2 separate regions of the Homo sapiens genome follow, and region 1 is linked to region 2. Evidence: chromatin loops called from intact Hi-C (ENCODE). Cell type or tissue: Calu3. All regions are shown on one strand. Each heading gives the region's core, and the rest is flanking DNA. Links, peaks and the distances in the headings are about the cores only. Region 1 holds the start of BCO1 (beta-carotene oxygenase 1). Region 2 has its middle 48 kb from the start of GCSH.

The links. A loop is a pair of places that touch in the nucleus more often than their neighbours do. Peaks named below come from ENCODE experiments on the same cell type or tissue, not always from the same donor. Only the 100,000 strongest peaks of a DNase experiment are listed, where the experiment ranks them.
Region 1: a loop joins it to region 2, with 10 times the contacts of the local background. A loop is called at or near these places in 2 of 110 quality-filtered maps.

Annotation. Positions count from the first base shown.
Region 1 is chr16:81,228,383-81,244,456 of GRCh38, reverse strand. It overlaps BCO1 (beta-carotene oxygenase 1), which reads right to left and starts at 5,768. Exons shown (of 11, transcript NM_017429.3): 1 at 5,485-5,768. The coding sequence starts at 5,548. In Calu3, for the core only: no CTCF peak of the experiment used is centred there; a DNase peak (open chromatin) is centred at 5,736.
Region 2 is chr16:81,136,554-81,152,627 of GRCh38, reverse strand. It overlaps the pseudogene PKD1L2. Among named protein-coding and RNA genes, the nearest start is that of GCSH, 48 kb to the right of the region's middle. RefSeq lists enhancers at 12,890-13,184, 14,465-15,082. In Calu3, for the core only: a CTCF peak has its summit at 11,067; DNase peaks (open chromatin) are centred at 8,257, 8,577 and 11,037.

The sequences.
Region 1 (16,074 bases), core at 1,724-9,723, 94 kb before region 2:
TCAAAGACTTAGTATGAACAAAAGTGAACCATCTCATTAGCAATTTTTTAAATATTGATTTCATGTTGAACTGATAATATCTTGGATTTGTTGTGTTAAAATATACCACTGAAATAATTTCACCTGCTTCTTTTGACTTTTTTCAATGTTTCTACCAGAAAATTTAAAAGTGCACGTGTGGCATAGGTTCTCTTTCTAGGGGACAGCCCTGCTCTAGAGGCAGGGTGCTGCAGAAAATGCTGTTGGTGCCTCCACCCAAGTCCTCTCAGCGTTCGTCCCTTCCTACAGGCTGCTTTCTGCAAATGCCTGCAGCTCCCTGCCTGAGTGCTTGGTTCTGACTGCGGGTGGGGCAGGCTTTGCCTACATGCAGGAAGAGCAGGAAGCACCTCGGATAGGTAATGCCCCTGGAAGCTGCTCTCACCCAGTGATGGATGCAGAATTGGGGGACAAATCCCGCCGTTGCCTTGCCCTCAGTTGGGATCACGAGAGGCATGTTTTACGTCATACCCAGAGGATTTAGCTCCAATGGCCTCAGCAGCCAATGGCTCGACAATGCCCCATTTATTGGTTTCCTTCTCTCTGTTTCCCTGAGTTCCTCCTGATGTTTCTTGGGATCACGTGCCAAATAAACCACTTAGCCTTGAATTCTTGCCTCTGGAGGAACCCAAAACAAGAAGACCAAAACCAGGAGGCTGGGCATGCCGAGGCATACCTGAATCCCAGCACTTTGGGAGGTGAGGCAGGCAGATCGCTTGAGGTCAGGAGCTGGAGACAAGCCTGGCCAACATGGTGAAACCCCGCCTCCACCAAAAATACAAAAATTAGCCAGGTGTGATGACGGGTGCCTGTAATCCCAACCACTCTGGAGGCTGAGACAGGAGAATTGCTTAAACCCGGAAGGGGGAGGTTGCAGTGAGCTGAGATCACGCCACTGCACTCCAGCCTGGGTGACAGAGCAAGACTCCGTCTCATAAATGAATGAATGAATGAATGAATGAATGATCAAGACCAGGAGACGGGCAAGCTGTTTAGTAAGACTGGACCGTCATTTTCAAGCAAGAAAACTGTAAGCAATGAAACTGCAGAAATAACGGGGGCCAGGGGACAAAGGTCAACAGGATCACACTAAGGGTCCTGATCTAATCCTCAGAAGAATGGGGCACCTTTGATGGTTATAATAGGGAAGGACAGGACCAGATATTTTCTGCAATTTAAAAAAATTTGAGATAAAACTCATCATTTTAAAATGTACAGTTCAGGGGGTTCTAGTGTATTCACAATGTTGCGCAACCATCACCTAATTCCAGAACATTTCATCACTCCAAAAAGCCATCTCCCTTATGCATTAGCTGTCACTCCCCCTTCTCCCCTTACCCCAGCCCCTGGCAGGCACCCATCTTCTTTCCTATGGATTTGCCTGTTCTGGATTCCATATAGATCAGTGGTCCCCAAACTTTTTGGCACCAGGGACTGGTTTTGTGGAAGATAATTTTTCCATGGATGGTGGGGTTGAGGGGTCGATTCTTATAAGGAGCGCACAACCTAGATCCCTCCTATGTGCAGTTCACGACAGGGTTCACGCTCACAGTAGGGTTTGCACTCATATGAGAATCTAATGCCACCGATCTGAGAGGAGGCAGAACTCGGGCCGTAATGCTGTGCGGCCCGGTTCCTAACAGGCTACAGACTGGTACTGGTCCACGGCTCGAGGGTCGGGGACCCCTGTTATAAATGGAATAGGAACTTGGAGCTTCGAAGGTTGTCTCCACCCATGGTGTGGATTGTGGACTGGGAAATTCCCTGAGAGAGGCAGGAAGACCAGAGAGAGGACCCGGGGATTCCACAGGGATGGAGAGAAATGGATGAACAAAGATAGATGGAACACACAGAACTGATGGGCCTCTATTTGACTAAATACAGGGGGATGTGCAGTGGAGCACTGAAAAATGACAGCCGAGGCCAGCGCGGTGGCTCAGGCCTGTTATCCTAGCACTAGGGGAGGCCAAGGCGGATGGATCACTCGAGGTCAGAAGTTTGAGACTAGCCTGGCCAATATGGTGAAACCCCGTCACTACTGAAAATACAAAAATTAGCTGGGTGTGGTGGTGGGTGCCTGTAATCCCAGCTACTGGGGAGGCTGAGGCAGGAGAATCGATTGAACCTAGGAGGAGGAGATTGCAGTGAGCCGAAGATTGCGCCATTGCACTCTTGCCTGGGCGACAGAGTGAAACTCCGCCTCAAAAAAAAAAAAAAAAAAAAAAAAAGACAGCCAAGTCTCTTGCCTTGGGCACCTACATAATCGTGGCGCCAGGCACAGGCACCCAGGGCACAGGAGAGGGGGCAGGCTTGAGAAAGAGCAGGGAGAGAGGCATCTGAGAATATAATTAAAGCCCTAGATAGGACAAGAACACTTACATGCATTCATACACCAGCCACTGTGTTCTAGGTGGATTAAACCACTTAATCGTTGCAGCAACCCTATGTGGGAGGTGCCAGGCTACATTCATCAAACAGAAAAGAACACTGAGGCAGGAAATGCTTAAGTTGCCAAAGAGGTCTCAGAACACACGTGTGTCGGCACAGCCAGTTACAAAGCCAAAACCTTTGCATGTGCTCCCTGCATGGACGTGTCAACCCAGGCACAGTTTTTAGTTAGCTGTTTGCCCATGGATGTCACCAACTGATTAGGCTCAACCCAGGCCTGGACGGAGAGTCAGGAGGCCTGTTCTCTGCAGGCTGCCTGGCCTTGGCAAGTCACTGCCCCTCTGCCTCAGTTTCCCATCTGTCAATAGGGAGGCTTGATGTAGAGGAATGGTTCTTACCTTTGGAATCGCCTGAGGGCTTGTGAACACACAGCTTGCTGAGCTCCACCCCCCAAGTGTCTGACCCCGTGGGTCTGGGTAGGGCCCAAGGATGTTTATTTCTACCCAGCACCCAGGTGATGCTTATGCTGCAGGTCCGGGGCCACCCCTTTGAGAACCGCTGCTGATCTTTGGGGCTCACTCAGCCTCTCGTGTTCTAGAATTCATGTTTTCTAACATTTCCAAGGATTTCATGCAGTCATTAAACATGAGGTGTAAAGGGTACAAAATATTCCAGGGCACGAAAAGGTAGGTATCATAGGTGCCTTTTTGTTTTCTTTTGGAGACAGAGTCTCACTCTGTTGCCCAGGCTGGAGTACAGTGGTGCGATCTTGGCTCACTACAACCTCTGCCTCCTGGGTTCAAGTGATTCTCATGCCCAGTCTCCTGAGGAGCTGGGCTTATAGATATGCACCACCATGCCTGGCTAATTTTTGTATTTTTATTTAAAATAAAATTTCAGGCCGGGCATGGTGGTTCACGCCTATAATCCCAGCACTCTGGGAGGCCAACACGGGCGGATCAACTGAGGTTGGGAGTTTGCGACCAGCCTGACCAACATGGAGATACCCTGTTTCAGCTAAAAATACAAAATTAGCCGGGTGTGGTGGTGCATGCCTGTCATTCCAGCTATTTGGGAGGCTGAGGCAGAAGAATCGCTTGAACCCAGGAGGCAGAGGTTGTGGTGAGCCGAGATCGCGCCATTACACTCCAGCCTGGGCAACAAGAGTGAAACTCCTTCTCAAAAAAAAAAAAAAATTAAAATTAAATGCATTGAAAGTAATGGCAAAAACCGCGATTATTTTTGCACCAACCAAATAATAAAGACAGTGTTTCACCATACCAGGTTGGCCAGGCTGGGGTGCCTGGTTTTTTTTTATTTATTTATTTTTGAGACAGGGTCTCACTCTTGCCAAGGCCAGAGTGCAGTGGCACGATCTCAGCTCACTGCAACCTCTGCCTCCGGGGTTCAAGCAATTCTACTACCTCATCCTCCTGAGTAGCTGGGACTACAGGTGCATGCCACCACCCCTGGCTAATTTGTGTATTTTTAGTAGAGAGGGATTTCGCCATGTTAGCCAGGCTGGTCTCAAACTCCTGGCTTCAAGTGATCCACCCTCTTTGGCCTCCGAAAGTGCTGGGACCACAGGCGTGAGCCACCGCACCTGGCCGTGGGGTGTCTTTTTAAAAAATAAAATATGTACAGATGAACAGTCAAATTGAGAAAAAAAATAAAAATGTAATAGTATACATTTGCTTTTTGAAAAACTGTTTACAAATATAGTAATCTATCAATTGATCTACCTATGTTTTAAAAAGTTAAAGGAAATAGACCCAAATATTAATAGTGGTTAAGAGATTTCAAAATACAGCTGATTTTATTTCCTTCCATGTTCTCATTTGCACTCCTAATTAATTTATATATAATTTAATATACATACAGCTATATATATATACAGATTGATAGCTATAGATTGTGCCTTACCTTTGTAACCAGGAAAATATATACATAAAAGCTATTTTTTTTTTGTTTCAAAAGACTCCCAAGGCAATTGCTCAGTTGAAAAGCTTCAATCTGATGTTCTCACGAAAATCACTCACAGTTGTCCTCTCCTTATGAACAATTCCAGTCCATCTAGCAGATGAAAATGCCTGCAGGCCTGAGCTGACTCAGCTGTTCTTAAAACTGAGCGAGCACCACTCTGGGGACCCGGGAGTCCAGAACCAGGAACTGCCCTTTAGAGTCGAAATGGTACCAGGAAAGTGGCAACTCAAAAGAGGAGGAAAAAGAGATATAAAAGATTAAGCGAAACACAGAGCCTCTAAAGGATAGAAGGTCCTACTCCTATAGGCTCTGCAGGAGCTCACACCTGTGAGTTCCTGAGAGAAAATCACATCAGACTCTGCAATCCCCTGCAAGTGTGCGTGGTGGATGTGCATGCGTGGGAGCTCATGCACGCCCCTCTAAGCATTTTGAAACTAATTTAGAATGCATACATTTGCACAAATACATCATGCATCTGAGACAGGCAGCAGTTTGCAGATTAATCCCATTGTCTATGTACCCACTGGGGCATTCCAATGCTTTTTTCCTGGGAACAGTGAGACTGACTCTCCTCCCTTTGCAAACGGAGTTATAATGTGTAAAAGAATACCTAGATTTTCACAGAAAATGTGTCCCCTCTCTGTACTGTTTTCCAGACTTTCCAAAAGTAATTTACAATTAGTATTACTTATATCATCAGGAAAAAATAGTGTCCATCTAAACACAAGGAAGAAGCCAGGTGCAGTGGCTCACCCCTGTAATCCTAGCACTTTCGGAGGCCGAGGTGGGTGGATCACTTGAGGCTAGGAGTTCGAGACCAGCCTGGCCAACATGCTGAAACCCCGTCTCTACTAAAAACACACAGATTAGCCGGGCTTGGTGGTGGGTGCCTGTAATCTCAGCTACTCGGGAGGCTGTGGTGGGAGGATCGTTTGAACCCAGGAGGCAGAGGTTGCAGTGGGCCGAGATCAAGCCACTGGACTCCAGCCCGGGCGACAGAGCGAGACTCCGCCTCAAAAAAAAAAAAAATAATAAAATAAATAGAAGAAAGAGCCCAGTGTTTATCAGAATGCTCACCTGTCACTTTGGCCCTCACAGGCTCCAGCTGTTCTTTCCTATTCCTGCCAAATATTATATCCATTGCTCAGGGTGCCGAGGGAGATCGATTTTAACAGCAAACAGGTGCTCCTCTGTGTTCACAGGAGATGCTGCTCCCTCCTCCTGCGTTTCCTTCCTGCTCTCCTGCTCCTTCCCTCCTTCACATCTCTGTCTCTCCTGATGCCGTTTCTGCCTTTGCTTTTTCCTTTTTGGCTGGCTCTCACTTGTCCCTCTCCAAGAGCCCTGGATCTCTTTACATTCACAAGGGAAGCTGCGCTGGCGTTACTTATAAGATGTTTGGTTAAAGGTTAATTTCCAAGCCATGTGTCATAGCTAATCTTTAATCCTCTTATTGTTCCCTCAGCTTTCCCTCTCCAGTTTCACTTTTGACTTAACCAAAAAAAAAAAAAAGCTTGCTTCAGACTAGGTTCTAAATAAGCAGAGAGAATTCCGTGCCTGCTGTTATGTTGCCCGACGTAATCCAAGAGCTGGAGTTGTTTATGATCAGAACAAGAAGAGATGCTGGGAATCAGAGGTGCTGGGAATTAGGAGAAACTTGAGCTAAGCTCTGTGATCACTGAATGTCTGCTGCACAGCAGGGAACCCCTTCAGCAGAGACGGGAAAGGTTTTACATTTTGTTTTGTTTTTAGTAAAGGCCCCGATGCTCCCCTCTAATAATCATACATAAAGAGCCACTTAATTCATTATTTTCTTTTTGGAAGAAGGAGACATAAAATGTTTCATGTACCTATTTAAAAAATAACGAACGGGAACCAAAGGCTTTTCTCAGAAACTATAAAGAATAGTAAAAAAGACGGGCCAGGAGTGGTGGCTCATGCCTGTAATCCCAGAACTTTGGGAGGCCATGGTTGGCGGGTCACTTGAGGTCAGGAGTTCGAGACCAGCCTGGCCAACACGGCGAAATCCTGTCTCTACTAAAAATACAAAAATTATCCAGGCGTGGTGGAAGACGCCTGCAATCCCAGATGCTAAGGAGGCTGAGGCAGGAAAATCGCTTGAACCTGTGAGGCAGACATTGCAGTAAGCTGAGATGGCACCACTGCACTCCAGCCTCGGCCACAGAGTGAGACTCTGTCTCAAAAAATAAATAAGTAAACAGAATAGTTAAAAAGAAACTTCAACTTCCTGGCCTATCAAGAGGGCAAAACAATGCCTGAATTTGATCTGAGCTTCCCTATTATTCGTGTATCTTCGTGTGTTGCCATTGCCTGAAATTCGTATTCAACTTGCTATATGCACTGATTGAAGTTAATGAACTCATCTTAACGTATTTTGCTTAAAGAAAGAACCAGTCATTTGCTCTGTGGGTAGAGTAAGAAAAGGCAGTGGCACTGGCCTTTATGCAACCCAGCTGAGAATAATGATGGTCCGGTCTGGGCTGAGAGCACATGCCAGCACCTTGGGCCGTTCATTCCTGACAGCTGTGTGGTCTGGCTGTGCTTCCGCCCTGGCACACATTGGAATCACCTGATTGGCAGTACTAAATGTATCAGTGCTGGGCCTCACTCCAGACCCACTGACGCAGAATCTCTGAAGGTGGATCTCAGCCATCAGTTTTTTTTTTTTATGTTGGCCGGGTGTAGTGGCTCACACCTGTAATCCTAGCACTTTCGGAGGCCAAGGCGGGAGGATCACTTGAGCCCAGGAATTAAGACCAGCCTAGGCAACATATTGAGGCTCCGTCTCTACCAAAAAAAATTAGCTGGGCATGGTGGTGCGTGCCTGTAGTCCCAACTACTTGGGAGGCTGAGGTGGGAGGATCACTTGAGTCTGGGAGGTTGAGGCTGCAGTGAACTGTGATAGCAGCACTGGACTCCAGCCTGGGCAACAAAGCAAGCCCTTATCTCAAAAATAAAACATACGGAGGCAGAGGCGGGCGGATCACGAGGTCAGGAGATCAAGACCATCCTGGCTAACACCGTGAAACCCCGTCTCTACTAAAAATACAAAAAATTAGCCGGGCGTGGTGGCAGGTGCCTGTAGTCCCAGCTACTCGGGAGCCTGAGGCAGGAGAATGGCGTGAACCCAGGAGGCAGAGCTTGCAGTGAGCCGAGATCGCGCCACTGCACTCTAGCCTGGGCGACAGAGCAAGACTCCGTCTCAAAATAATAATAATAATTAAAAAAATAATAAAAAGTACCTACATGTGTGCAGCAGGAGTTGAGAAGACCTGACCCAGAGGAAAGATGCTACATGCCTGAGTTGAAACTAAATTTAAATTATAGCTGATTGGCTAGGCATGGTGGCTCATGCTTATAATCCCATCACTTTGGGAGGCCAAGGCAGGCAGATCACCTGAGGTCAGGAGTTCAAGACCTACCTGGCCAACATGGTGAAACCTCGTTTCTACTAAAAATACAATACAAAAATTAGCTGGGCATGGTGATGGGCACCTGTAATCCCAGCTACTCAAGAGGCTGAGGCAGGAGAATCACTTGAAACCAGGAGGTGGAGGTTGCAGTGAGCCAAGATGGTGCCACTGTACTCCAGCGTGGGTGACAGAGTGAGACTCCAACTCAGAAAAAAAAAAATTGCAGCTCATCCTTTTATATTTTTTGAGATGGAGTCTCGTTCTGTCACCCAGGCTGGAGTGCAGTGGCGTGATCTTGGCTCACTGCAGTCTCTGCCTTCCGGGTTCAAGCGATTCTTCTGCCTTATCCTCCCAAGCAGCTGGGATTACAGGTGCCTGCCACCATCCCCAGCTAATTTTTGTATTTTTAGTAGAGATGGGGTTTCACCATATTGGCCGGGCTGCTCTGAAACCCCTGACCTCAAGTGATCCACCCGCCTTGGCCTCCCAAAGTGCTGGGGTTAGAGGCGTGAGCCATCGCGCCTGGCCAGCTCGTCCATTTTCTGTGTGTCTGGGCCATTCTACCCTCTTTGAGCCTCCTTTTTTTCAACTATAAAGTGAGGCATAACGATATTAGCACCTCAAGCCTATTGTATAGGGTCTAGCAAAAGCACCTGGTCTCAGACAGTTACCAAACAATGCCTTTACCTTTTCCTCCCATTCTCTTAGAGGGCATTTCCCTATGAACCACCTTTCCAGTAAGACCTCCAATAACTTGCCAGTTTATCCCGCTGTGTGGTCTAAACACGTGTATCCATGTCAGAGTTCTTTATTCCTAGCTTGTGGAAGCTGCGTTCTTGTGAGGATTACATGGGAATGTCTGGCATACTCTAAGGGCTCTGGGAAAAAAACGACACCACCACGGTGCAAGAAAGAGCTCAGGGCTTAGAGGTCAGAAGACCTGGGTTTGGACCTCAGCTCTGAGATTCAGCAACCCTGCAGCTTTTGTCACGTGACTTCTCTGAACCTCACTTCACTCGGCAAAATGGGGGTGGCAGTATCTGTGTCACAGGGCTTGTTGGAAGGGTTACAACAAAACCATATGAGTGAAGACATGCCAGGTGCGGTGGCTCAAGCCTGTAATCCCAGCACTTTGGGAGGCCGAGGCGGGCAGATCACTTGAGGTCAGGAGTTCGAGACCAGCCTGGCAAATATGGTAAAACCCCGTCTCTACTAAAAATACAAAAATTAGCCTGGTATAGTGGTGTGCACCTGTAATCCCAGCTTCTTGGGAGGCTGAGGCAGGAGAATTGCTTGAACCTGGCAGGTGAAGGTTGCAGTGAGCTGAGATTCTACCACTGCACTCCAGCCTGGGCAACAGAGCAAGAATCTGTCTCAAAAAAAAAATAATAATTTATATATATATATATATATATATTTATATATATATATATATATATATATATATATATATATATATATGAGTCAAAACATGACTGTGATCTCCCTTCTTGTCAATCTTTGCATATTCAGAAAAGCAACTGAGCAGTTTACCTGCACTGGCTCACCCTGGCCTTACACAGTCCTATGAGATGTGTGTTCCTACCACCATTCTCAAGGTCAGAGAGTACAGGGAAGATAACTTGCTTGCCCTCGGTCTCAAAGTGAGGAGCAGCTCAAATTAGGAGGCACAGCCAGGCAGCCCGACTTCAAAGTACTTACTCTGACAATTCTACACAGCTCCAACGCACGATGGGTGTCTGCTGGATTTTTACTGAATGAAGTAATGGGTGGATGGGCCCTGAGAGGACCAGTCTTGGGTCTTGGGTTGGTGTCACTGCATTCTTATATCAGAGAAAGGGCAAGCTCTCTTATCCAGGTTCCAACTGCACCCAAGGGACAGTTAGATAGTAAGATAAAGGTTTTTGAAAATACAAATGGAGTCCGGGCACGGTGGCTCACACCTGTAATCCCAGCACTTTGGGAGGATGAGGCTGAGGCTGATGGAACACTTGAGGTCAGAAGTCTGAGACCAGCCTGGGCAACACAGCGAGACCTTGCCTCTATGAAAAATAGAAAAATTAGCTGGCAGTGGTGGTGGTGGCAAACACCTGTGGTCCCAGCTACTTGGGAGGCTGAAGTGGGAGGATCGCCTGAGCTCAGGGAGTTTGAGGCTGCAGTGAGCCATGTTTGCACCACTTCACTTCAGCCTGGACGACAGAGACCCTATCTCAAAACAAACAAACACACACCACATACAAAAATACCCCCACAAAAAAAACTAATGGTGGTAATAAATTAAGCCTAACAATAGATATCTGTGTAAGTTTGCTAGGGCTGCCATAGCAAATGCCACAGACTGGGTGGCTTAAACAACAGAATTTTTTTTTCTCACAGTTCTAGGGGCTAGGAGTCTGAGATCAAGGTATCAGGTTTTGGCTGGGCATGGTGGCTCATGCCTGTAATCCCAGCACTTTGGGAGGCCTCGATGAGCGGATTGCCCCAGGTCAGGAGTTCAAGACCAGCCTGGCCAACATCGTGAAACCCCGTCTTTACTAAACATACAAAATTAGCCAGGCATCGTGGCACATGCCAGTAATCTCAGCTACTGGGGAGGCTGAGGCAGGAGAATTGCTTGAAGTGGCAAGGCAGAGGTTGCAGTGAGCTGAGATCCCACCACTCCAGCCAGGTGTGTTTGACACTGCAGTGAGCTATGATTGCACCCCTGCACTCCAGCCTGGGCAACAGAGTAAGACTCCGTCTCAAAAAAGCGAAACCAAACAAACAAAAAACCAAACAAACAAACAAACAAAAAAAACAAGGTATCAGGTTGTTTGGGAGATGAAGGTAGCAGGTGTGATTTCTTGCTGTGTCTTCATATCATCTTTCTCTGTGCGCACATCCTTGGTGTCTCTTGGTGTGTCTGAATTTCCTCTTCTTTCATTTTTAAATTTTATTTATTTATTTAAGAGACATGGTCTCACTCTGTTGCCCAGACTGGAGTGCAGTGGTGCAATCATAGCTCACTACAGTCTCAAACACCTGGGCTCAAGCCATCCTCCTGCCTCAGCCTCCTGAGTAGCTAGGACTGCAGGCACAAGCTGCTGTGCCCAATCAAATTTCCTCTTCTTGTAATGAGACCAATTATATTGGATCAGGGGCCAACCTAATGGACTCATTTTAATTTAATCACCTTTTTAACGACCCTATCTCCAAATACAGTCACATTCTGCCGTATGGGGTGTTAGGGCTTCAACGTATGAATTTTACAGAACACAATTCAGCCCGTAACAATATCATTAAGTCACAATGTGTAAGGGAAGACACTTTTGCTGCAGGTAGCAGAACATCTGCTGAAACTCCAAAGATGTGCATTTATTGCAGACATCAAGCCATCGAGAGGTGGCATGCTGGTTGACGCGGAAGCTCGCCTAGCAAGGGCTTCCACACTTCTAGCCTCAGAAGGTTGTCTTCTCACTGTTGGCTTGTTCAGTTCTGGTTATGAATGATTGCCGTTGCCTGGGAAATCATGGCCTCACATAGAGATGTGGAAAAGCAGGAAGATAAGGCAGGGACAGAAGAGGAGTTTTCTTTGTAGACCTCTCATTTTATGCTGGAGGGAAATCTTTCCCAGAATCCTCTGAGCAGATTTTCTCTTGTGCCTCATTGGCTGAATAGAACTGTGTCACATGACCACCCCTAACCAATCCTCAACAAAGAGGAACAGGAGCGCTTTAATTTCCTCAGACAAACTTTAATTTAATTTCCTCCCAGTCACCCCTGGAGTGGCATCATTGCCACCTGGATCTTGTCAGAATTCCATTATCAAGGAAAAAGGAGGGAATGGCCTAGGATAGGCAACTGACAGTGTCCGCTGCAGGCAGTGCATTCAACACCTTTTTTTTTTTTTTTTGAGACAGGGTCTCACTCTGTCACCCAGGCTGGAGTGCAATGGTGCAGTCTCAGCTCACTGCAGCCTCAACCTCCTATGTTCAAGTGATCCTCCCACCTCAGCCTCTTGAATAGCTGGGACAATAGGCCTGTGCCACCACTCTAGGCTAATTTTTTTGTATTTTGTGGAAATGGTGTTTTGCCATATTGCCCAGGCAATTGGGCAAGTGGTCCCAAACTCCTGAGCTCAAGCGATCCACCTGCCTTGGCCTCCCAAAGTGTTGAGATTACAGGCATGAGCCACCGACCCTGGCCCATTCAACACATATTGATTGAGCACCTACTATGTGCTGGAAATGTAGCAGTGAACAAAACAAATCTGTGCCTTTTTGGACCTGACACCTACTACACGCCAAACTCTGAGGGAATAGAGGTGATTAATGACACCCAGTCTCTGCCTTTTTTGGCCCTCATGATGTTCTTTTTGTTTGGAGGCTGAGGCTGGACATATATTTCCCAAAGGGGAAGGTGTCTCACAGTGGTTTGCAGAACTGCCTTCATGTTGAAAACCCATCGACATGAAGCAGCAGCTGCTCTTCCCCTCAAAAGCTCTGGCATTGCTCTGAACCCATGGAGGCCTGACCCCTGTGTTCTGTTGTTTTCACTAATGTGGGGAGAATGGGATGAGGGGTTGGTTCCAGTAGAAGCTGTCTCCTGGCCTGCTCTCCTCCAGCCTCTGATCTGAATGCTTGCACGTGCTGGTTACTGGGCTAAGTGTTCTAGCAGCAGTCTTTCTTTTAATCCCTCCACATCCTTGCAAGGATGTCAGTAGCAATCTTAATTTTATAGTCTCAGCGATGTGGAGTAACTTGAGGTAGGTCAACAGCCGATCAGTACATGTTCTTCCCCACAAAACTGTAATGCTTCCCACCTTTCAGAGCTGCTGGCTGGGGAAGAGCTAGGAGAGCAAAGGTGAGTGTTTCACAGACAATTTGTATAATGCATTCACTGCCTTAAAACGGGACTGAAAACTGGCCAGTGCATAAGAGAACAGGGGCAATGGCAATGTAGAGAGAAATGGCACATCTTATGTAAGAGTTTTGGTTATTTATTGCTGTGTAACATCCCACTCCAAAATGTAGTGGCTTAAAACAACAATCATCCATACGCTTTCTAAGTTCTGCAGGTTGCGTGGGCTCAGCTGGGCAGTTCTTCTGCTTTCATTGCTCAGCTTTCCTTACATGGTTGCTGGAATTGACTAGGATGACTAGGATGTTAGAGGGGCTGGGCCTTGGCCTCGCTTTCTCTCTGTGAGATCTTACCAGCACAGTAGCCAAACTTCTTATAATACATAGCATCAAATGTCTCCCAAAGGTGAGTGACACGAGAGAGAGGAAGCAGAAGTTGCCAATACCTTTTAAGGCTACACCAGAATTGAGATAGTTTAGCTTCCACTGCCTTCTATTGGTTAGAACCAATCACAGGGCCAGCAAAAATTCCGTGAGGAGGGACCATTCAAGGTTGTGACTATAGGGTCTGGGCTATATGGTCCCTTTGGGGCCATCTTTGGAAACTAGCTACCCCGACAGACTCATTTGCATTTGTGTTTCAGTTCTTCCGCTTACAAACTAAATGTCTGAACCACGTACTTAAGTCTCAGACCCTCAGTTTCCTGATCTCTGAAATGGAAATTATAACATCTGCCTCATTGACTGGCTACAAAGTTTAAATTAAACAGTGTAAAACTGTGTATGTCACAGTGCTTAAAATACAGTAGGCACTCAGAGCATTCTTTCCCCCTTTCTTTTCTTGGGAAAGACAGAAAAACTGAAACGGCCAGCCAATATAATAATCAAACATACTAATTTTGAGTTACTTGCATGCAGTTGAAAAATAGACACCAATACACAGGAACGTTGGGATTTAAGTCTCTTTTAGCCTGGCTGTGAAGCCATATACATACACAGTAAGTAATAATTAGTTGCCTAGAATAGCTGCTCTACAAGAGGCACAGATAGGAACTATCATAGGGGTTCTGAGGAAGGAAAGCTTGGTGATGCTGTGGAGGATTAGGAAAGAAGGCTTCCTGGAGGAGGGGGTGCACAGCTGAGCCCTTGAGAGTGGGAAGTATTTGGATGGGGAAGGAGGAGGGGGTGAACTCTCCAGGCAGGAGGACTATTGGCCATTTATTGAGAGCTTTATATATGCCAGACCCTCTTCTAACCCTTTTACACATACGAGTCCATGTCCTCCTCACAATAATCCTGAGTTTAGGTGGTTTTGCCCCATTTTAAAGATAAGGAAAGTGAGGCACAGAGAAGCTAAGAAACTTGCTCAGTATCCCAGAGCTGGGCTTGGCTCTAGAATCTGTACTTGCAGCCATGTTCATCTCCACTACCTGGGGCTGGTAAGTGGATTAAGGATTGCACTGTGCAGCTTTTATAAGAATATGGCCTTTATACTGCAGGCAATAGCATCCTAGGAGAAGATGTTCAGTGAAGCTATTCATGTGACAGCTTAGCTGTGCTGTTCAACACAGTAGCCGCTAAGCACACTCGGCTATTTACATTTAAATATACGTTAATTGCAACGAAGTTAAATGAAAAAGTGAGCTCCTCATTCACAGTAGCCACATTTCAAGGGCTCTGTGGCCCTGTGTGGTTGGTGGCTGTTATACTGGACAGTACAGTCACAGAACATTTCCATGATCACAGAAAGTTCTATTGACAGTGCTGAGTTAGCAGAACTGCTAAGATGGCATTTATAGGCGACCAAGGGAGGCCAAGGCAGTTATGGCTGGATGGAAAGCCAGTTGAGAGGGTGCAATGTCAGGGAAGTCCGTGGCTGACAATGGTAAAAATGTAAATTAGTCCATGTATCCATTCATTCATCGGTTCCATAAATATAGAACACAGCATGCTTGGCAACAGAGGAAGGTATGGGACATCGTACAAGGCTGGAGGAGCGCAGTGGAGAGCGGACATCACAGAAAGACTAATGTTTGCTCCAAGACCTGAAGGATTGCTAGGCATTGGCCATGTGGAGAAGACAAGAAGAGCGTTCCTACTAGCAGGACCTGCTTGTGCCCAGATTCAATATATTACATGGGGTGGCCGCTACACAAATTGCTCTGGATTGTGGGAGGGAGAGGTGTGCGTTGTGTAGGGCTGTGGCGGGAGAAAAGCAAGAAAGGTGAGCAAAAGAGAGAGGAACGGAGGGAACAGGAAAATTTCCAACAGATTGTGGGAGTGGAGGTGCGAGTTGCTGAGAGGAAACCAGGAAGAAAATTAGAGCATAGAGGGAGAAAGTCTGCATTGCACACAGGCCTTGGGAAGAAACACAGAGCAAGGAGGTCTGCATTGCATGAAGGCCTTTACCAGGCCCCTCCTGGCATTGGTGTCGGGTTGGAGATCTCCTGGATTCCTCACAAGGCACACATGTTTGCACAAGTTGACAGTGCTGCTTCTGTAGCAATCCAGAGATAGCAGAATTGGGTTTGCACTGGGAGGGTGGAAGGCTGGGAGTAGAATCACACACACTCAGCCCTTGGGAGGCTCTAAGATACTCTCAGAGGAAGTAGAATGCCTTCACCTCCTCCTTTTGCGGAGAGCAAAAACGTGAACTTCGGGGCTGGAGAAGGAAGGGAGTTCACATAGAGTGTGCCCCCTTCTCTGCATTTTGCACCCATCGAATCTTCTAATCCTTGCACAGGCACTGTTTGGCAGGAACTATTATTATCCCCATCTTATGGACAAAGCAGCAGAAACTTGGTAAGGTCAGAGATCATACAATATGTGATGGAGGTGGGAGATTTGACCATGGGATCCTTTTCCTTGAATGATTTTGGGAAGGGGCAGGGAAGAGGTGTCGCTCCTTCCCTGAGGCCACTTGTCCCACAGGACGGGTGGAGCCTATAGAACAGTCATGAGGTTAAGAAATAAAAGCGAGTTCAAAAAGTTTTCATGCTATTAAAAACACAACAGCCTTATTTTGTAATTCTATATCTCTGATTACAAAATGATTAGCTAAGATTAGTTAATATTAACCTTTTGGAGATAATATTATCATATTTAAATTACTTTGCAATTTTCCAATTAAGTTTGCTTCTAAATGGTGCCTCTAATTAGCCAGAGCGATAAGTTGACCAGATAACAAAGAGATCTTTGAAATCTTAGATAGCAGAGTCCATAGTGACAGCCGAAGTCCCCTCAAAGGTGGCACCTGCTGTCCCCGCAAAGGGAGAACAGCACGGGTAACCAGACAGCGTCCTTGGGGCTTCTGGAGGAAAAACTTCACTGGGGGCAGTGGCTCACGCCTGTAATCCCAGCACTTTGGGAGGGCGAGACAGGCAGATCACCTGAGGTCA
Region 2 (16,074 bases), core at 4,334-12,333:
GGTTAGAAACGCAAGAGAGGAGGCCAGGCGCGGTGGCTCACGCCTGTAATCCCAGCACTTTGGGAGGCCGAGGTGGGTGGATCACCTGAGGTCAGGAGTTCGACACCAGCCTGACCAACATGGAGAAACCCTGTCTCTACTAAAAATACAAAATTAGCCGGGTGTGGTGGTGCATGCCTGTAATCCCAGCTACTCGGGAGGCTGAGGCAGGAGAATCGCTTGAACCTGGGAGGCGGAAGTTACAGTGAGCCAAGATCACTCCATCGCACTCCAGCCTGGGTGACAGAGCAAGATTCTGTCTAAAATTTAAAAAAAGAAAGAAAGAAACGCAAGAGAGGACCATGTTCTGCGTACCCCAGCCTGCACCTGCCTGAACATGCACACTTTACACAATTTGGCTTTACTTGCTCATGCCTGGACGCTGGCCCTGAGCTTGGTGCCATGTGTACAGGTTAATGGTCTCCGAATGCATCCTTTTGCAGCATCTTTGTGGAAACATGGCAGCTTCCCAGAGTTGGCTCTCTACAGTAGCTGACCTCCTTATGTGACGCGAATTTTAATTAAGGCACCAAGAACAAAGAAAAATATGGTTTCTTTTTCTGAGGAGCTCTTGTTCTTTGGGTTCATGTTTGCAAAACTGTTACCTTGGTGATGTCCAGTGAAGTCTCCTCCCCTGCTCCACCTTATCCTCAAAACTCTGGGTCCCTTCTCCAGGTATGTGAGCCGGGTGCTGGTCTATGACCTGGTGATGGACCGGAAGTGGTATTTCCTGTGCAACTCCTGGCTATCCATCAATGTTGGAGATTGCGTCCTCGATAAGGTGTTTCCTGTGGCCACGGAGCAGGACAGAAAACAATTCAGGTACTTTATTTTTGTTTTCTTTATTTTTAAGATAAGGTCTTGTTCCGCCACCCAGGCTGGAGTGCAGTGGCACGATCACAGCTCACTGCAACCTCTACCCCCCTGGGTCAAGCAATCCTCTCACCTCAGCCTCTTGAGCAGCTGGGACTGCAGGCATGCACCACGATGCCTCACTTTCTTTTTCTTTTTTTTTTTTTTTTTTAAGTAGAGACGAATCTTTGCTATGTTGCCTAGGATGGTCTCGACCTTCTCAAGAGATCCTCCTACCTCAGCCTCCTGAGTAGCTGAAACTGTAGACATACACCACCATGCCCAACTGTTTTTGTAGAGATGGGGTTTCACCATATTGCCCAGACTGGTCTCAAACTCCTGGGCTCAAGGGATCCTCCGTATCAGCCTCCCAAAGTTTTGGGGTTACAGGTGTGAGCCACTGTGCTTGGCCATGCCTGGGATTTTTTTTTTTTTTTTTTTTTTTGAACAGAGTCTCTGTCACCCAGGTTGGAGTATGGTGGCACGATATTGGCTCACTGTGACCTCTGCCTCCTGAGTTCAAGCAATTCTCCTGCTTCAGCCACTCAAGTAGCTGAGATTACAGGTGCATGCCACCATGCCTGGCTAATTTTTGTACTTTTATTAGAGACGGGGTTTCACCACATTGGCCAGGCTGGTCTTGAACTCCTGACCACAAGCAACCCTCTCTCCTTGCCCTGCTAAAGTCGTGGGATTACAGGAATGAGCCACTGCACTCCGTCATGCCTGGGATTTTTAACCACTGTACTCCAATGATCTAACTGTAACAAAACTAATAGTATTTTAGCTATATTATTATATTAAAATTACAGCAAAAATAACAATGCTGACACTGATTGAATATTGACCTATATGCCAGCTACTGCCCCAAATGCTTTACAGAATCATCACTTTTATTCCTTTCAACAATCCAGTGAGGTAGGTTCTGTTATTATTACTTGCCCCAATTTACAGACAAGTCATCTAAGGTACAAAGAACAAAGTAACGTGCCCGAGGTCACACAGCTGGGAAGAGGGCCGTCTGTAATTCTAATCTGACTTCCAGAGCCTTCATTGTTAACTCTAAGTGATGCTGCTAAGATGCTGTGTTTCTTCTATTAAAAAAAAAAAAAAAAATTGGGGGGGGAGCCGGGGACGGTGGCTCATGCCTGTAATACCAGCACTTTGGGAGGCTCAGGCGGGTGGATCAAGGGGTCAAGAAATCGAGACCATCCTGGCCAACATGGTGATACCCCGTCTTTACTAAAAATACAAAAAAAAAAAATAGCTCACACCTGTAGTCCCAGATACTTGGGAGGCTGAGGCAGGAGAATCACTTGAACCCCAGAGGCAGAGGTTGCAGTAAGCCAAGATCATGCCACTGCACTCCTGCCTGGCAAGAGCAAGACTCCATCCGAAAAAAAAATGTGGCTAGGCGCGGTGGCTCACACCTGTAATCCCAGCGCTTTGGGAGGCCAAGGCGGCCAGATCACTTGAGATCAGGAGTGTGAAACCAGCCTGGCCAATGTGGTGAAACCATGTCTCTACTAAAAATACAAAAAATTAGCCAGGCGTGGTTGTGGGCACCTGTAATCCCAGCTACCTGGGAGTTTGAGGCAGGAGAGTTGCTTGAATCTGGGAGGCAGAGGTTGCAGTGAGCCGAGATCGTGCCATTGCACTCCAGCCTGGGTGACAGAGCAAGACACAAGACATTATCTGAAAAAAAAAAAAAAAAAAAGTGTGAACAATCTTAGAAACAAATCTCTGCCGCTCTTCCTGCTTCTCATCCCAAGAACGACCCACAGAGACCAGTTTCCCCCATTCCTGTCTCCCTAAATGCCTGTCCCTCTCTCCCTGCCTGCCTGCAGCCACCTGTTTTTCATGAAGACTTCCGCGGGCTTCCAGGATGGACACATCTGGTATTCGATCTTCAGCCGCTGCGCTCGCAGCAGCTTCACCCGCGTCCAGAGGGTGTCCTGCTGCTTCTCCCTGCTGCTGTGCACCATGCTGACCAGCATCATGTTCTGGGGGGTCCCCAAGGACCCAGCTGAGCAAAAGATGGACTTGGGTAATTCCCAGTGTCATGGAGGTCAGGGTTAGTGGCTGGTGGACCTGAGCCTTCACTGCTCCAGCAATGCCACTGCCATTCCAGAGTCCCCAAGACCGCCCTCCAGTTCAGTGATCCACTAGCAGGACTTACAGAACCCATTGTACTCATAGTTATGGTTTACTGCAGTGAAAGGATACAGCTGGCACGGTGGCTCACGCCTGTAATCCCAGCACTCTGGGAGGCGAAGGCAGGTGGATCACCTGAGGTCAGGAATTTGAGACAAGCCTGGCTAACATGGTGAAAACCCATCTCTACTAAAAATACAAAATTAGCCGGGTGTGGTGGTGCACACCTGTAGTTCCAGCTATTCAGGAGGCTGAGGCAGGAAAATCACTTAAACCCAGGAGGCGGAGATTGCAGTGAGCTGAGATCTCACCATTGCACTCCAGCCTGGGTAAAAAAATGCAAAATTCCATCTCAAAAAAAAAAAAAATAAACAAACAAACCAAAAGAACAAAAAACACAGAAAGGATACAGATTAAAACCAGCAAAGGGAAGAGACACATGGAGCAGGGGCCAGAAGAGACCAGGCACATAGCTTCCAGCATCCTCTCCCAGTGGAGTCGTGGATGGTGCTGACTTCTCCTGAGGATGTGTGACAGTGCACATGGAGTATTGCCAACCAGGGGGACTCACTCCAGCCTTGCAATTCACAATTTTTTTTTTTTTTGAGACAGAGTTTTGCTCTTGTCATCCAAACTGAAATGCAGTGGTATGATCTCGGCTTAATGCAACCTCTGCTTCCCGGATTCAAGCAATTCTCCTGCCTCAGCCTCCCGAGTAGCTGGAATTACAGGCACCCACCACTATGCCCAGCTAATTTTTGTATTTTTAGTAGAGAAGGGGTTTCACCATGTTGGCCAGGCTGGCCTCCAACTCCTGACCTCAGGTAATCCACCCACCTTGACCTTCCAAAGTGCTGGGATTACAGGCATGAGCCACCATGCCCAGCCACTATTCAGAGCTTTTACTGGGGCTCCAACATATAGGCATGGCTGACACCCACTTGGCTGCCCTTCGCCTCCAGCCCCTCTAGAGGTCAAGCTGACATCATATGGTCTAGGCCCCCACCTAAATCTCATCATTAGCACAGACCATCCGGTGTGACCCAAGACCCTAGGGAAACAAAGACATTCTTAGCAGTTGGGAACTTCCAAGGGCTGAGCGGTGACCTCCCAGGCGTTGGGCAGGGTTAACCCTTCACTGCACAGCCAGCTTCCACAAGGGGCAGAAGGGACTGGGCTCCGGGCGGTGGCCTCTCCCTTTGATCCCTTCCTTCCCTTTCCCCAGGTAAAATTGAATTCACCTGGCAGGAGGTGATGATTGGCCTGGAGAGCTCCATCCTCATGTTCCCCATCAACCTCCTGATTGTTCAGATCTTTCAGAACACCCGTCCCCGGGTCGCGAAGGAGCAGAACACTGGAAAATGGGACCGGGGGTCCCCCAACCTGACTCCCTCCCCACAGCCCATGGAGGACGGCCTTCTGACACCTGAGGCAGTGACCAAGGCAGGTCCTCAACCTCAGCTAGCCTGGGGGGTGCTGTAGCCTCAGCAGAAGTGGGGGTGAGGCCTGGGGCTTGAGACCCAGCAGCCCTGTGTTGCCTGGCAACGTGAGGTGCCAAAATTCATCAACTGAAGACACACATACACATGCAACATGCATGCACCCATGCATCTGTACACACATGCACACACAAACACACAGGTGCACATATGCATACATGCACACACATACACAGAGAGACACACAGACATGTACATACACATGCACATGTGCACACACGCATACACCCACATACTTTTTGAGTATCTACTGTGTGCAAAGAATTATGCCTTCATGGTAGACTCCCAGGCTGGAAGCCCATGGACGAGACTCCCCGCTCTGCGTTGATGCATTCAGTAAGCTTTCATTGAGCACCTACTGTGTGCCACGCTTTGAGGAGTACAGCCTGGAATGAGTTCAAACCCTAGAAGAGGGATTCAAGAGCTGACAAATGGAAGCTCAGGGAGGTCACTATCACATCTCAGTGGGCAGAGCAGGGGTCCCTACACAGGTTGCCAGGCCCAGGGCGTGTGCTCTTGACCCCTGTGCTGCACCCCTCACCTTGGCTTATGGCCCCTTTCCCCACCAGGATGTGTCAAGAATCGTCAGCTCCCTCTTCAAAGCTCTCAAGGTGCCATCCCCCGCCTTGGGCTGGGACTCAGTGAACTTGATGGACATCAACAGTCTCCTCGCCTTGGTGGAAGATGTCATTTATCCACAGAACACATCAGGGCAGGTGTTCTGGGAGGAAGCCAAAAAGAGAGAGGACCCTGTAACACTCACTTTGGGGTCATCAGAAATGAAAGGTAAGCCCTGGACATGTCTGTGCCAAGAGAAGCCGCATTTTGGGGCCGGGTGGAGACACAGCAAAGGGGTACATCAGCATCACTAGGGGAACAAGAGGTCTCCCTCACCAGCCTCTGCTTGAACCACCGGCCATCCCCTCCCTCTGTATACCTCAGGCACCTACTGTCCCTACAATGCCAAGCTGCCTTCCCACTAACAGCCTTCACACAGGCTGGTCCTTTAGTCTAGAATGTTCTTTCTCCTCTCTTCGCCAGGCCAATACCTACTGAAATTTTAGTTTTGGCTTAAGCATTCCTTCTTCAGGGGAGCAACCCAAGCCTCTAACCTACACTAGGGCCTCTGACCACGCGCTCTTTAGCTCCCTAAGTTTTTTTTTTTTTTTTTTTTTTTTTTGAGATGGAGTCTCGCTGTGTCGCCCAGGCTGGAGTGCAATGGCACAATGTCAGCTCACTGCAAGCTCTGCCTCCCAGGTTCATGCCATTCTCCTGCCTCAGCCTCCCGAATAGCTGGGACTACAGGCACCTGCCACCACGCCCGGCTAATTTTTTGTATTTTTAGTAGAGACGGGGTTTCACCGTGTTAGCCAGGATGGTCTCAATCTCCTGACCTCGTGATCCATCTGCCTTGGCCTCCCAAAGTGCTGGGATTACAGGCGTGAGCCACTGTGCCCGGCCAACTCCCTAAGCTTCTTGCATTCAACCTGTTTGTGGCCAACTAATGAATCAGGTGAAAATTGTTTAAAGCTTGCGCCATCCTTCCTGGAATGTAAACTCCGTGAGGTGGGAGCCGTCCATCTGTCTTTTGTCTCATCTCCACTAGGAAGAACCATGTCTGGGTCCTGGCTCTGCCACTAGCCGGCTGTGTGACCGTGGACAGGTGACCTCCATTCTCAATGCCTCGGTGCCTTCTTCTGTAGAGTGCTGGGGTGCAAAGCTGAACTCGATCCGTGCCTGAATATGTGGGGCAGGAAGCAAGATCACAGTCAGGGCAGCAAAAACCATTAAGGAACATGGAATTGCAGACTGGAAAAGTTATTCCTTTCTCTATTCGTTTTCAATCCTCCTAATTAAGCAAATGGCTGGGAGCACTGGCTCACGCCTCTAATCCCAGCACTTTAAGAGGCTGAGGCGGGAGGATTGCTTGAGGCCAGGAGTTCGAGACCGGCGTTGGCAACATAGGGAGACCCTGTCTGTACAAAGAGTTTAAAACTTAACCAGGTGTTAGCCAAGCACGGTGGCTCATGCCTGTATTCCCAGCACTTTGGGAGACCAAGGTGGGCAGATCACTTGAGGTCAGGAGTTCGAGACCAGCCTGACCAACATGGTGAAACCTCATCTCTACTAAAAATACAAAAATTAGCTGGGCGTGGTGGTGCACATCTGTAATCCCAGTTACTTGGGAGGCTGAGGCAGGAGAATCACTTGAACCCGGGAGGTGGAGGTTGCAGTGAGCCAAGATCACACCACTGCACTCCAGCCTGGGCAACAGAGCAAGACTCCTTCTCAATGGGCACCTGTAGTCCCAGCTATTTGGAAGGCTGAGGTGGGAGGATCCCTTGAGTCTTTTTTTTGAGTTTGAGGTTACAGCAAACTGGTTTGAGGTTACAGGTGCCACTGCACCCCAGCTTGGGTGACAGAGCAAGACCCTAGCTCTAAAAAAAAGGGAGAAAGTCTCAGTTTGGTGCGACTATGTCTTTAATGCCTCTCTAACACTCCTTAATCTGTTTGACAGAGATAAAAGATCTCAAATTCAGAGGTTTTTCCAACAATATCCAGCTAGAACCCAGTAACATTGTTTTCTTTTCATTAAACAAATGTATATATGGCATATTATTCCGGTTTCAACTAGTCTCCTGGTTCCCTTCATGCCCCTTTCCTGTCCATCTTCCCATTTAGAGCGGTGCCATCCAATAGAACTTTCTACAGTGACAGAAATGTTCTGTGGAACATGGTGGATAGTTATGTGGGTTTAGAATGCTACCATTTTTAATACACAAGGGTGGCCACTATCTAAACCTTGTTTAGAACACGAAAGTATGGTTTATAGAATAAGCAATTTGAATTCATAATTCTTGGCCCCACCCCTGATAGAGTTACTTGCCCCTGTAGTCCCAGCTACTCAAGAGGCTGAGGCAGAGAATCGCTTAAACCTGGGAGGTGTAGTCAGCAGTGAGCTGAGATCACATCACTGCACCCCAGCCTGGGTGACAGAGCAAGACTCCATCTCAAAAAAAAAGAAAAAAAAAAGAATTTGCCCCAGAGAGCTGGGTTTGGGCTGCTTATGGAGGTCATCCCTGCTTCCACTAGATCCTTGACTTTGAGTTTGGGAGTTTTAGCATTCACAGCTGGACACACTGGACCTTAAGAACATGAACTCTGGAGTCGGCCAGAACCTTGGGATCTCCCAGCTGCAGTAGCAGCGGTGCAACTTTAAACAAGTTGCTCAACCTCTCTGAGACTTCATTTCTTCCCTTAGAAAATAGAGGTGTTGGCTGGGCGTGGTGGCTCACGCTTGTAATCCCAACACTTTGGGAGGCCGAGGTGGGCAGATCACCTGGGGTCAGGAGTTCAAGACCAGCCTGGTCAACATGACAAAACCCCATCTCTACTAAAAATAAAAAAATTAGCTGCATGTGGTGGCACACGCCTGTAGTCCTAGCTACTCGGGAGGCTGAGGCAGGAGAATCACTTGAACCTGGGAGGTGAGGCAAGAGAATCACTTGAACCTGGGAGGTGGAGGTTGCAGTGATCTGAGATTGCACCACTGCACTCCAACCTGGGTGACAGAGCAAGACTCCTGTCTCAAAAAAAAAAAAAAAAAAAGGGGGTGTGTTAAAAATTAGCTGGGCGTGGTGGCACATACCTGTAATTCTAGCTACTTGAGAGGCTGAGATAGGAGGACTGCCTGAGCCTGGGAGGCAGAGGTTGCGGTGAGCCAAGGTTGCACCACTGCATTCCAGCCTGGTTGACAGGGTGAGACCGTGTCTCAAAGTAAAAAAAATATAAAATAGGGGTATTGATCCACCTAGCTCGTTGGCTTATTGTGAGGGCTGAATAAGATTGTAAGACATGTAAAGTATTTAGATCCCAGCCTGACACAAAGCAGGTATACAGTAAGTGGTGTTATGATTGGCAGTGATGTTATCTTTCAGAAACATTAGCAGAAGCCCTGCAAAATAAAGTGTTGACTTGGAATCTTCAGCTGAGGCTTCAGTGAGGGAGCCCAGTCAGGAGGGTGAGGGAGGAGGCTGTGAGTCAGAGGAAGGTAGGAGTTGACCTCACCATAGCCATTTACCCAACACCCTAACCTTATCTGAGTCAGGGCTGGAGATGCATATACCTGGCTGTAACCAAAATGCAGATATAGTTGCTTGCCATTTGCAGAGTCCAGTTAATCAGAGTGAGATCTGGTATTTAAAAAGTGACTCTTGACCGGGAGCGGTGGCTCACGCCTGTAATCCCAGCACTTTGGGAGTCCAAGGCGGGCGGATCACGAGGTCAGGCGATCGAGACCATCCTGACTAACACGGTGAATCCCCGTCTCTACTAAAAATACAAAAAATTACCCCGGTGTGGTGGCGGGTGCCTGTAGACCCAGCTACTAGGGAGGCTGTGCCAGGAGAATGGCGTGAACCTGGGAGGCGGAGGTTGCAGTGAGCCGAGATCGCACCACTGCACTCCAGCCTGGGCGACAGAGTGAGACTCTGTCTCAAAAAAAAAAAAAAAGTGACTTTTTTATCTGGGCATGGTGGCATGTGCCTGTAGCCCCAGCTACTTGGGAAGCTGAGGTGGGAAGATCACTTGAGCCCGGGAGGCAGAAGTTGCAGTGAGCCAAGATCACGCCACTGCACTCCAGCCTGTGGGACAGAGTTAGACCCTGTCTCAAAAAGAGATAGAGGTCGGTGGGTGGAGAGAGAAAGAGAAGTAACTTTTTATTCCAAAGCTAGCTTAGGGGAAGAAGTACAGGCTTCCTGACTTAAGGATATCACTACACCTCTGAGGCAGAAAGCAGGGATTTTAAAAGGAGACTTGGCATGAATGGCGGGGAGGAGAGGAAGCAAGCCAGTGGGGGTCGGCGTAACGCACTTCAGTGAATTAGAATTATCTACCAGGAGGTCCAGCTTGCACCTTCCTGGGCAGGGCTAGCCTGTACAAGTGGCTGAAACTCTCAACATGAGAGACAGTTTCGTCGGAGGCGTTCTTTGGGTTGCAGATGGACTGCTGTCTCTCAAGGCAACCTCCAGGTGGGATAGTGCTCTGCCTTGGAGATGCTAAGCACAGTTAGAAAAGCTTGTCCTGTAGGTGAAGGGAAGATACAAGATTATAACTGCATTTCTTCTTTTTTTTTTTTTTTTTTGAGACGGAGTCTCGCTGCGTCATTTTGATCATTTTGACGCTGTGTCGCTGTGTGGCTTCATCTCATCATTTGCTCTAATTTTATATGTTTGAGATGTTTCATAATTTTTAAAAAAGCTAAAAACACAAGATTAAGGATTACACTGTATTGGCCGGGCGTGCTGGCTCATGCCTGTGATCCCAGCACTTTGGGAGACTGAGGCTGGCCGATCCCCTGAGGTCAGGAGTTCAAGACCAGCCTGGCCAACATGGTAAAAATCCGTCTCTACTAAAAATACAAAAAAAAAAAATTAGCTGGGCATGGTGGCGGGTGCCTGTAATCCCGGTTACTCAGGAGGCTGAGGCAGGAGAATCACTGGAACCTGGGAGGCGGAGGTTGCAGTGAGCTGAGATTGCGCCACTGCACTCCAGCCTGGGCGACAAGAGCAAAACTCCGTCTCAACAACAACAACAAAAAAAACAAAAAAACAAAGGGACAGGATTACACTATATTTGGCACTAGACAAAAAAGGGTTCAAATTCAAGTCTTACCATATTAAAGTATTTGCTTTAAAATACTCTGGGCCCAGGGGGTGGGGGAGTCGGGGGGTGAGGGCGGGCACTGTGGCTCACGCCTGTAATCCCAGCACTTTGGGAGGCCGGGGCGGGCGGATCACCTGAGGTCAGGAGTTTAGAACCAACCTGGCCAACATGGTGAAACCCCATCTCTCTACTAAAAATACAAAAACTAGCTGGGCGTGGTGGCGTGCGCCTGTAGTCCCAGCTACTCAGGAGGCTGAGGCAAGAGAACTGCTTCTAGAACCCAGGAAGTGGAGGTTGCAGTGAGCTGAGATAACACCACTGCACTCCAGCTGGGGAGACAGAGTGAGACTTCACTGCAAAAAAAAAAAAAAAAAAAGCTCCAGGAGAAGAAAAGAGATGAGACAAGACTGGCCAAATGTTGGTCATTGTTGTAGCTGGAGTGATGAGTATGGGATTCTCCTCTGTTCTCTTGATGTGTAGGGAAATTTGAAGAATGACTCTGATAAAAATCTAAAAGAGAAACATCGAATCCTAACTGGCTGTGTGACCCTAAAACCTTACTCCGTCTCTTTGAACCTCAGATTTCTCAGGGCTTGGCACATAGCAAGCATTTCATACTCAGAAGCTGGTACTATTACTGTTGTGTTTTGTGGGGGGAGGTTTGTTTGTTTTGTTTGGAGACAGGATCTGGCTTTGTTGCCCTGGCTGGAGTGAAGTGGCGCCATCATAGCTCACTGCAGCCTCGCCCTCCTGGGCTCCAGCGATCCTCCTGCCTCAGTCTCCCGAGTAGCTGGGACCACCTGCGCATGCCGCCCCACCTGGCTGTTGTTTGTATTGCAGCTGGTTTGCTCTGTGACTCAGCACAAGCTGATCGCTTTCTTCTTTGTCCTCCAGAGAAATCACAGTGTCCCAAGCCCAAGGCGGCACGGAGTGGCCCCTGGAAGGACAGCGCCTACAGGCAGTGTCTGTACCTTCAGCTGGAACACGTGGAGCAAGAGCTGCGGCTGGTGGGGCCCCGAGGCTTCTCCCAGCCCCACAGCCATGCCCAGGCCCTCAGGCAGCTGCAGACCCTGAAGGGCGGCCTGGGGGTACAGCCGGGCACCTGGGCCCCTGCACATGCCAGGTAATCCACTTCCCTGGGGGCTGAGTGGGTGCCTGCCTGCCCCAGCCTGGGGCCGTCTGGAAAGGGCATTCTGAACAATCTTGGAAGGATGTCCACCCAGACCTTGCCAGGCAGAAACAATGCAGGATTCCTGCACACATTCAGGGAGGCCGGGTTTGAACAGGTCTGTTTGCTGGAAGGCACTCAGGGCCCTTTGTACCGCATGCTACAGTCACAACGGTGTTCCTGTGGGCTGTTTCCCATCTGTGCACTTCACTCTTGGACCGGCTCCTCAACTTCTCAGGCTTAGTTTCCTGATCTTTAAAATGGGAATGATGACGCCTATCTCTTGATTCAAACTTAAAACAAAATGCATTTTTTAAGATAACCAGTGAACTTTGAATACAGACAGGTTACTAGGTGACATTTAAAAATTACTGTTAATTTAGCTGTGTGAAAACAGCATCGTAATTCAGTAAGAAAATTGCCTTTTTTTTTTTTTTTGAGACAGAGTCTTGCTCTGTCACCCAGGATGGAATGCAATGGCGTGATCTCGGCTCACTGCAACCTCTGCCTCCTGGGTTCAAGTGAGTCTCCTGCCTCAGCCTCCCCGAATAGCTGAGATTACAGGTGCCCACCACCACGCCCAGCTAAATTTTGTATTTGTGGTAGAGATGGGCTTTCACCACGTTGGCCAGGCTGGTCTCGAACTCCTGACCTCAAGTGATCCACCTGCCTCAGCCTCCCAAAGTGCTGGGATTACAGGCGTGAGCCACCACGCCTGGCAAAAATGGCCACTTTTGAGATGCATTCTGAAGTGACTAGGAATTATTTTGTATTATGTCTGGAATTTATGTTGAAATTTTCCAGCCAAAAACAAAAACAAAACAGGGCTGAGGGGCAGATGAAATAAGTGTGACAAGGGGTGATAGTGGTTGCCAGCTAATAAACACCTGGGTATTCACTGTGCTCACTAATTTTTGTATGATGAGAATTTTCTTTCTTTTTTTTGAGACAGAGTCTTGCTCTTGTTGCCCAGGCTGGAGCGCAATGGCACGATCTCGGCTCACTGCAACCTCCACCTCCCGGGTTCAACCAATTCTCCTGCCTCAGCCTCCCGAGTAGCTGGGATTACAGGTGCCCGCCACCACGCCCGGCTAATTTTTGTATTTTTAGTAAAGACGGGGTTTCGCCATGTTGGCCAGGCTGGTCTCGAAATCCTGACCTTGTGGTCCGCCCTCCTTGGCCTCCCAAAGTACTGGGATTACAAGCATGAACCACTGCACCCGGGGGGAGAAAACTTAAAACAAGATTCTATGGTATCTGCCTTCTAGGCTTGCCCTGAGCAATAACAGAGCAAATCTGTGTGTAGCATTTAGTGCGGGGACTTGCCCCTACTAAGCACTGAGTAAATGTAACTGCTTTTACTCCACAGACTATGGCATAGACCTTTGAGATAGGTATAGATTACAGAGAAGGAAACAGAGGATCTGAGAGGTCCAGGAGCTTGGCCAAGGTCATGCTGATCAGAGTAGAGTGGGGTTTGACCTTGAGATTGCCTGGGGGTGTGGCCACCCTAACTATGTCTGTCCACCTCCTTTGCAGCGCTCTTCAGGTGAGCAAACCCCCTCAAGGCCTGCCCTGGTGGTGCATCCTGGTGGGCTGGCTCCTGGTAGCGGCCACCAGTGGCGTGGCGGCCTTCTTCACCATGCTCTACGGCCTGCACTACGGGAGGGCCAGCTCCCTCAGGTGGCTCATCTCCATGGCTGTCTCCTTCGTGGAGAGCATGTTCGTCACCCAGCCCCTGAAGGTCAGGACCCTGCCTCAGGCACCCGCCCTCCTCCCCTCCACCCATCCCTTCCCTACTGCCAGCAGTCTAGTCCCTGGGCTTTTATTCCTTTATTTATATATTCAACAAATGAACCTGGAGCACCCCCTCTGGGCAGGCCCAAGGCAGGAAAAATAGCCCTATCATATTACCCGAGGTTACCCTTGCCCTAGGGTATACATATATATGTATAAATAATACCCTATTTCCTCAATGTTAACATCCATTTGATCTTGAGACAAGACAACAATTTATGTAGCTAGTTATTCATTTTTTTTTTTTTTCTGAGTCTGCTTGCAAGGGAAAAGACAGCAATTTAAAGGAATTTTCCCTTTGGAAAAAACACCAAGTCATTATATGTGTGCCTGAGTTAGAAGCTACACTCCTATTTCTGAGATGTAAAATTACGCAAAAGAACTTGTTAGAGTTGAAGAAATTCTGGCTCGGCATGGTGGCTCAATGCCAGTAATCCTAGTATTTTGGGAGGTTGAGGTGGTAGGATCGCTTGAGTCCAGGAGTTTGAGGCTGCAGTGAGTTGTGATTGCGCCACTGAACTCCAGCCTGGGCGACAGAGCAAGACCCTGCCTCAAAAAAAAAAAAAAAAAAAAAATCCTTGGTCAGGCAGCTCCCATGAGACCAGCTCCTGGTGATCTGTTAGCCTGGGATGGTGGAAAGAAAAAAAGAAAGAAAGAAAGAAATCCTAAATCCAGGTGTAGAGCAGAGGAGGCAAGGGGCACAGTTTCCCTTGGAAGGAGTCGGGCAGTGGGCAATCCCTGGGGAACCCCTAAGGGGAAGAGATACTGGATTGGGGTGTAGGGGAAGCCACCGAAAGGAGGAGATATTTAAAGCAAATCTTGGTTGGGCGCGGTGGCTCACGCCTGTAATCCCAGTACTTTGGGAGGCTGAGGTATGTGGATCACTTGAGGTCAGGAGTTCAAGACCAGCCTAACCAACATGGAGAAACCCTGTCTCTACTAAAAATACAAAGTTAGCCAGGTGTGGTGGTGCATGCCTGTAATCGCAGCTAATCCCAGCTACTCAGGAGGCTGACGCAGGAGAATCACTTGAACCCGGGAGGCAGAGGTTGCAGTGAGCCGAGATTGCGCCATTGCACTCCAGCCTGGGCAATAAGAGCAAAACTCCATCTCAAAAAAAAAAAAAAAGAGAAAAAGATTACAAAATTAGTCGAGCGTGGTGGTGGGTGCCCATAATCCCAGCTACTAGGGAGGCTAAGGCAGGAGAATCACTTAAACCCAGAAGGCGGAGGTTGCAGTGAGCCTAGATCATGCCATTGCATTCCAGCTGGGGCAATAGAGCAAGACTCCATCTCAAAAAAAACAAAGCTCATCTTTACACCTATGGGACTTTGCCAAATCCCCTCTCGTCCCCCATTCTTCCCTGAACAGCCTTTACCATAAGACTCAAAAAGCATCCGACACCTCCCTTCAACACTAGGCTCGCAGGATACTAAGAACAGGGCTGCGTCTTGAGCCTTTCTGTTCCCCAAGTGAACCACAGGATCCTCCTGTGTTTGTGTGGAGCAGGCGCAGAGATCACGTGGCTGAGGCCTTGCAGCTGAGACCCTGCACCTGAGCGCATTACTTAATACTGGAGGAAAGGGAAGGAGCAGGGTGGGGCAGGATCCCTGTGCTGAAAGCCCTGGGGGAGAGCAATTCTCCTTGCGGAGAGATCAGAGACCCCTCAGACAGGTGAGCGGTAGTAGGTGGGAAGGCTCAGGGGAGTTCTAGGACTGGCCAGTCCCCCATCTGGTCTGCGAGCCAAGGCCTTGCGGTCCAGCTTCATGACCACCTCCCATCTCTGCAGAAGGGAGCTGCATTCCCCCAAAACACAGGGCCCTCCCCAACATACAAACGTGGCCCCAAGCCCCACGTGCTCGCAGATGAGGGGTTGAGAGTTACCAGAGTGGGTTCGAGGACCTCCCTGGGTATTTTTCAGGTGCTGGGATTCGCTGCTTTCTTTGCACTGGTCTTGAAGAGAGTGGACGATGAGGAGGATACTGTGGCCCCGCTGCCAGGACATCTGTTGGGCCCAGGTAATGTGCCTCGGTGGCTGGAGGCAGGGTCTGGCCAGCTGCGGCCCTGATGAGGCTCAGTGAGCCCTGCAGAGTGCAGCCTGTTGGGGGTCCTGGGCCTTGGGCCAGCTCCCCAGACCTTTGTTCCTCATCAGCTTTTCACCCCCAGTTTGTGAGCCATCCCCAAAAGAGCCAGGAAAAAAGTGACTCCATTGTCTCCTGAGTATCTGTGTTTGTTCGTTCCCTGGCATTTCTCCATGACACCCAAGTATGACCTGCCAGCTAGAAGAGTTGCCTCAGGGACGAAGCTGTCCACATGGGCGGTCCTTCTCTGTGTAATTCCAAGCAAGCAGCTTTCTTCTCCGAGACTCAGGGCCCTGGGCTTTAGAACAGAAACTAAAACAAGAATCGGTTTACAGGAGGCTGCAAAAAGTGGCCGCAAATTAGAATTTTAGGACAAAGCTCTGCAAACTACAGCTGGGGGGCCACATGTCTCCTGCTGCCTGTTTTTGTAAATAGAGGTTTGTTGAAATACGGCCACACTCACCCCTGCTCTAGGAGGCCACTGGCCAGTCCCCATCCTCCCAGCCTGACTTCTCACTTCCCAACCAAAATTCCCAAGGGTGGTGACAGTAATGACAAAACAAACATGCAAATAAAACTGAATCAACGTGGAATCATTGAGGCAATGGTCTTGCCTTTCAGGGAAAATAAAATAGAAACAAACAAACCAAATGCCATGCACGTGCCTCACAGTGCAATGTGGCTACCTCTTCAGGGCCTGTATTCTTCCATTCCAGGACAGCGTTTTAGATTTGCAGATCTGAGAGGTCCATTAAAATCTTCTCAATTCTCCACAGAGATGCTAGGCTCCAGACCATTAAATATTCATTCAGTCACCCCT